Regions from separate parts of the Homo sapiens genome. Here region 2 is linked to region 1. A link is a contact called in ENCODE Hi-C or POLR2A ChIA-PET data. All regions are on one chromosome and are shown on one strand. The core of a region is the stretch at or near the end of the contact, and the rest is flanking DNA. Distances in the headings are between cores, read along the strand shown. Region 1 overlaps FARP2 (FERM, ARH/RhoGEF and pleckstrin domain protein 2). Region 2 overlaps THAP4 (THAP domain containing 4).

Region 1 (2,700 bases), core at 99-2,598:
CAGGGAGCTGCGGACACCCCGAGCATCATCTTCTGACTCCTGCTCCAGAGATACCTCGTTGGGGGATCCTGGGGAGAAGTCAGCAGCGTCTCAGGGGGAACCCCCTGTGGCCTCTGCTTGCCAAATACTTCCACCCCTTGGGTTCCTCTCGGGGGTCCTGGGGAAATGGGGAGCCCTTGGTGCTAGGCCAGCTGCTGGCTGAGAGCAAAACTACAGGTGCTTCTGCCAGAGCAGCTGATTGACACCTCTTCCCGCCCAGGCATGAGGCGTAGCCTGGAACATTCCTTGTGGAAGGGGATTGTGTGGGAACTTAGCGGGCCAATGGGGACCAAGGAAAACAGTTTCCAAAAAAAGCCTCCTTAGGTGTAGTGGAGGTCTCCTGGGGGGTTGTGGCCAGCACTCACTGGGGGGACGAGTGCACACAGTGCGGCCTGGCAGTGCAGGGGCCGTGTCACCGCCACTCTTGGCTGCTTGGATCGCGGAGTTCAGGTCCAGCATCCACTTCTCTTTCTCCAGCCGAGTGCTGCAGGGAGAAGGGCAAGGCTCAGTGGCTCTGCTCTTCCTTGTGTAGGGCCCCAGCCCTCAAGGGAGGGCGAGCCGTCAGGGCACCTGTTCTCTCACATTCTGCTTTGTCCTGCCTGGTGAGAGGACTGGGAAACGTGTCCCCTCCAGCGAGAATAGCAGGGAGGAGAGCTGGGAGGGACCTGCATCAGCCTGACCTCCAGGGTGCTGTGACAGGGTTGTGGGTGCCAGGGCAGGGCCCCGGTCCTAGAACAGGGGGTCTGCAGGGGTATTTGTTCCTGAAATGATGTTCTCTACATCTGTGATGCTGAAATGCAAGATTGGCCCTGGTTCATGATTAAGTGAGCATTTCCTGGTGGGAACTGAGTGCCCTGTGCTCTGATGCTGGCCAGGGCGCTGCAGAGTCAGAGCTGAGACTCCTCACAGAGCACAGTGTGGTGCTGGTGACCATGCAGGGGCCCCTGCATCCTGGCCGCCAAATGAGCTCAGTGTCATCCTTCTGTTGATCTTATCTGGGGAGGAGGGAGCTGTTTCCACTTGATTCTGTGCCATAGCCTGGGCTGCCTCATGTGAGTCTATACCACACTGGGACTGGGAGGCAGTGTTTGGCTGGGCTGGGTGTAAGCTGCCCTGTTGGGGCTTTGACCACTAGCTGCTGGCACTTCTTGACGTGAGGGTTGGGGAAGCGCCTGTGCCCTGGGAGACCACAGGAGCCTGCCCACTCACCCGTCCTGTCTTTGGAGGCACTGTGAACCGGAGGGCAGAGGGAGCGGCTCCACAGCACTGGGGCCTGCCACTTGTGGGGTGTTGTCAGGTTGGCAAGCAGCCCTGCCCCTGACAAGGGCGAGGCTGCTCCTTTGGTTGTGTGACTTGGAAGCAGAGCTCAGAGTCAAAGGGGGCACAACCCCATGAGGCTACATGGCTCCTCACAGCTCAGAGGACTCAGAGGCTCATGGCGAGGAAGTCCCCACCCCTCCATCCAGGGCTGCTCAGGATGGAGACATGGAAGACCCTTACCTGGCTGCCACCACGATTGTTTTCTGAGCCGCGTAGATGGTGAAACAGTGTGGAACAGACCACTCGTTATCACTTTCTTCCACCTGTGGGTGGGAGAAACGGTCCAAGTCTTGTGGCCAAGAAGGAACTGACAGCCTAAGCCTGAGCAGGACACAAGGTGACTGCTGGCAATGCTAGGTGGGGCTTGGAAGCCCAGTGCTGTCCAAGTGCACACAGACTCTACAAGAGGCCAAGGAGGACACTGGTATCCCTGCGCCATGGCAGCTGCACCCCAGGGGGTGAGCCATGGGCCAGAGGGCACCCAAATACTCACCGGGGGGTCCAGCACTATTAGCTGAAAATCAAGCAAAGGAAAAAATGTTGAGCATTTTGATTATCCAAAAGGGAGTTGGACAATTCATTTATGAACCAAAGACCAAAACCTAACAGAGCTAGATTCAAAGAAAACCCACTGTGGATTAATTTTAATTTTAAGTAGTTAGATGAAATAATTGCAAAATAAAATATTACCAAATCTAATCTAAAAGCATGTAACAAGGAATTGTCCCACGATCAAGTAAGGTTGTTTGGGGAATGCAAGGATCGTTCGGCATTAGAAAGCTGATTGATAACATTCATCCTATCAGAAGTCAAAGAGAAAAAGGGAAATCCATTCTCTACATGCTGAAAATGCCTTTGCCAAAATCCAAGGTGTTATTTCTGATAATACCTCTTAGAAACAGAAGGAAACTGTGTTAACATGATAAAGATGATCTTTTCAAGCCAAGAGCCATCATCCTTCCCTTAACAGTCAGGAACGAGGGCCAGTTCTCTGTCCCCAGGACCAGCCAGTTACCAACAACTCCACAGAATGGACAGCTTCCCTGTGCAGAGCCTGATACACCAACCAAGCCTCTCACTGGACATCAAAAATCTGAATCAACATAAGCAAGGGCAGGCAAAACATTGTCCAGATGTTAGTCTTCCCGTAAGTTAACACAAAAATTTAATGCAATTTCAACTGAAATCTCCATGGTGTTTTTGTAAGGAATTTGTCCAATGACTTAGAAGATTACTTGGAAGAATTAAATGCTTGAGAATAGCAAAGAATCTTTTTTAAAAGGAGGCAGAATAAGGGATGGAATGTGTTCACCAAACAGTGACTATCTCATATGACACCAC
Region 2 (2,769 bases), core at 270-2,769, 94 kb before region 1:
CGCCATTCTCCTGCCTCAGCCTCCTGAGTAGCTGGGACTACAGGCACCCGCCACCACACCCGGCTAATTTTTTTTGTATTTTTAGTAGAGACGGGGTTTCACCCTGTTAGCCAGGATGGTCTCGATCTCCTTACCTCGTGATCCGCCCGCCTCGGCCTCCCAAAGTGCTGGGATTACAGGCGTGAACCACCGTGCCCAACCTCAGGGTGCTTTTTTTCTTTCTTTTTCTTTTTCTTTTTTTTTTCTTTTTTTTTTTTTTTTTGAGAAGGAGTCTTGCTCTGTCACCCAGGCTGAAGTGCAGTGGCATGATCTCGGCTCACTGCAACCTCCACCTCTTGGGTTCAAGCAATTCTGCTGCCTCAACTTCCCGAGTAGCTGGGACTACATGTGCATACCACCATGCCCGGCTGCGCCTCTCCTCCTAGATGGACACTGAATTCCAGTGTTTGTCCCTCCAGCTCCATGAGTCTGAGAAGGCCCCACTTAGCTTCTCAGCCTCTTAGCTACCACATCCCTCTCAGCCTCCACCCCTTGAACCCCTTGACTTCCGGGCAGCAAAAGCATCGGGGCCAGTTGCTCCAAATTGGGTCTCACCTCCACACTTCCTTCTCTTTGGGGTGCTGGTCCTCGCTGACTTGGTGGTTCTCTGACACCTTTAAAGAAACTTCTTAAAACCTGGGTTGTTATCTGCAGGAGGGTTGGTCAGTTACAGAGTAGTCAGCCATGGCCATAAGCAGAACTCCGTTTCATCCACTTCTGGTGCCCCCCACCCCACATGACCCCCCACACATCTGGGGCACTAGAGAGATAGTGCCCATCAGAGAATTGTCTTTTGACAGTGGTCACTCTCACAATTTGCCGGCAAACATTCTGGGCATATAGGGCTGACTCATTCGGGACTTAGCTGCCATAGGCTTGGATTCTTGTTGGAAACAGCTGCTATAATTTATTCTGATGAATTACTGTTCCAAAGATGGTATTTCTGAGCTTTCCAAGAACACACTGGACATCAGTTCTAGTTACAGTGAAAGTGGGAGGCAGTGGAGAAGGGAAGCACTGGAAGCTCAGCGCTTGTCTGATCAGGTATATGATTTGTAGAGACCAAAAAAAGGTGACTTCTCCCATCCAAGTACTAACCAGGCCCGACCCTCCTTAGCTTCCGAGGTCAGACGAGATCAGGTGCGTTCAGGGTGGTATGGCCGTCGACAAAAAAGGTGACTTCTAAATAAACAATCCCTGTGTTCCCCTGGTGGTCTTCTGGAGGCAGCTGAAGGGCACCTGGATTGTGACATGCCCAGGGGCCCTGGGCTGTGTGTCTACCCTCCTCTGGCAGGGCCACTGCCTGGCTCACAGCCCGTGATGAGTGTGTGGCATGCAGTGGGCGCACAGGCATTGATTGAATCTTTTGAAGATAAAACTAAGCTATCTTTGTTCCATTCTCCTGCTCAGATCACCCGGAAGTTCAGGCTGAATTCTGAAGGCAAACTTGAGCAGACGGTCTCCATGGCAACCACGACACAGCCAATGACTCAGCATCTTCACGTCACCTACAAGAAGGTGACCCCGTAAACCTAGAGCTTCTGGAGCCCTCGGGAGGGCCTGGCTACTGTGCCTCAACGGTTCGGCTCCTCAACAGACAGTCCCTGCGGCAGAAGTGGGTGTGGCCGTGAGCCTCTGCAGGCTCAAGAGTGTTGTCCAGATGTTTCTGTACTGGCATAGAAAAACCAAATAAAAGGCCTTTATTTTTATGGCTGAGGATTTTGAATATTATCACTTGCGTAGGCTGTACATTTTTTTTTTATCTGCTGATGTTTGTTTTCCAAAGCGTTCCCTAAGAAATTAAGAAGGGGGCTGGGTGTGGTGGCTCACGCCTGTAATCCCAGTACTATGGGAGACCAAGGCTGGCGGATCACCTAAGGTCAGGAGTTCGAGACCAGCCTGACCAACATGGAGAAACCCCGTCTCTACTTAAAATACAAAAAATTAGCCAGGTGTGGTGGCGCATGCCTATAATCCTGGCTACTTGGGAGGCTAAGGCAGGAGAATCGCTTGAACCCAGGAGTTGGAGGTTGCAGTGAGCCAAGATCGCACCACTGCACTCCAGCCTGGGAGACAAGAGCAAGACTCTGTCTGGAAAAAAAAAAAAAAAAAAATTAAGAAGGGATGAATCTCTTTCCTTTTCTTTCTTCTTACAGTTTTGACAAGATCTAAAATATTTGTAAATCTTCTATAGAGTTGGCCGGGCGCAGTGGCTCACGCCTATAATCCCAGCACTTTGGGAGGCCAAGGCGAGGAAATGGCTTGAAGCCAGGAGTTTGGGACCAGCCTGGGCAACGTGGCAAAACCCCATCCCTACAAAAAAAAATAGAAATATTAGCCGAGTATGGTGGTCCATGCCTGTGGTCCCACCTACTCAGAAGGCTGAGGTGGGAGGATCCCTGGAGCCCGGGTGGTGGAGGTTGCAGTGAACCAAGATCACACCACTGCACTCCAACTTGGGTGACAGAGCAAGACCCTGTCTCCAAAAAAAAAAGATGGCAGTCATTTTCTCATTACTTTTAAAGAGCCGAGTCTATATTTTCCTACAGATGGAGCATTCCCAAGAGGCTAGCTGTGATCTTAACATCATCATGTAAGTTTTAGTTTGTAACTCTAATACAGCTTTCGTTTTTGTGGGGTTTTTTTCACTATGAAAGTTTCCAAACATACACTAAACCCTTGTACCTGTCACCCAGCTTCAGCACCTGCCAGCATTTTGCCCAAAGCACT

What was found. A loop is a pair of places that touch in the nucleus more often than their neighbours do. ChIA-PET counts read pairs that join two places held with the same protein, here RNA polymerase II (POLR2A).
Region 2: a map of Caki2 shows a loop between it and region 1 (5-fold over the local background). The contact joins two enhancer-like sites. A Hi-C loop is called at or near these places in 1 of 168 maps with a recorded cell type or tissue (Caki2). POLR2A ChIA-PET finds 5 or more read pairs at or near these places in 2 of 52 experiments (GM12878 and H1).

Annotation. Positions count from the first base shown.
Region 1 is chr2:241,488,884-241,491,583 of GRCh38, reverse strand. FARP2 (FERM, ARH/RhoGEF and pleckstrin domain protein 2) reads right to left here. Exons shown (of 27, transcript NM_014808.4): 22 at 1,540-1,622; 23 at 405-523; 24 at 1-68. Among named protein-coding and RNA genes, the nearest start is that of MIR3133, 12 kb to the right of the region's middle. RefSeq lists enhancers at 343-858, 859-1,372. Within about 2 kb of position 1,348, at least 2 of the 41 ENCODE cell types and tissues checked have a DNase peak (open chromatin) inside an H3K27ac peak, as active enhancers do.
Region 2 is chr2:241,583,406-241,586,174 of GRCh38, reverse strand. THAP4 (THAP domain containing 4) reads left to right here. Exons shown (of 6, transcript NM_015963.6): 6 at 1,450-1,770. The coding sequence ends at 1,569. It also overlaps the pseudogene RNA5SP122. Among named protein-coding and RNA genes, the nearest start is that of BOK-AS1, 26 kb to the right of the region's middle. RefSeq lists an enhancer at 1,348-1,876. Within about 2 kb of position 1,519, at least 2 of the 41 ENCODE cell types and tissues checked have a DNase peak (open chromatin) inside an H3K27ac peak, as active enhancers do.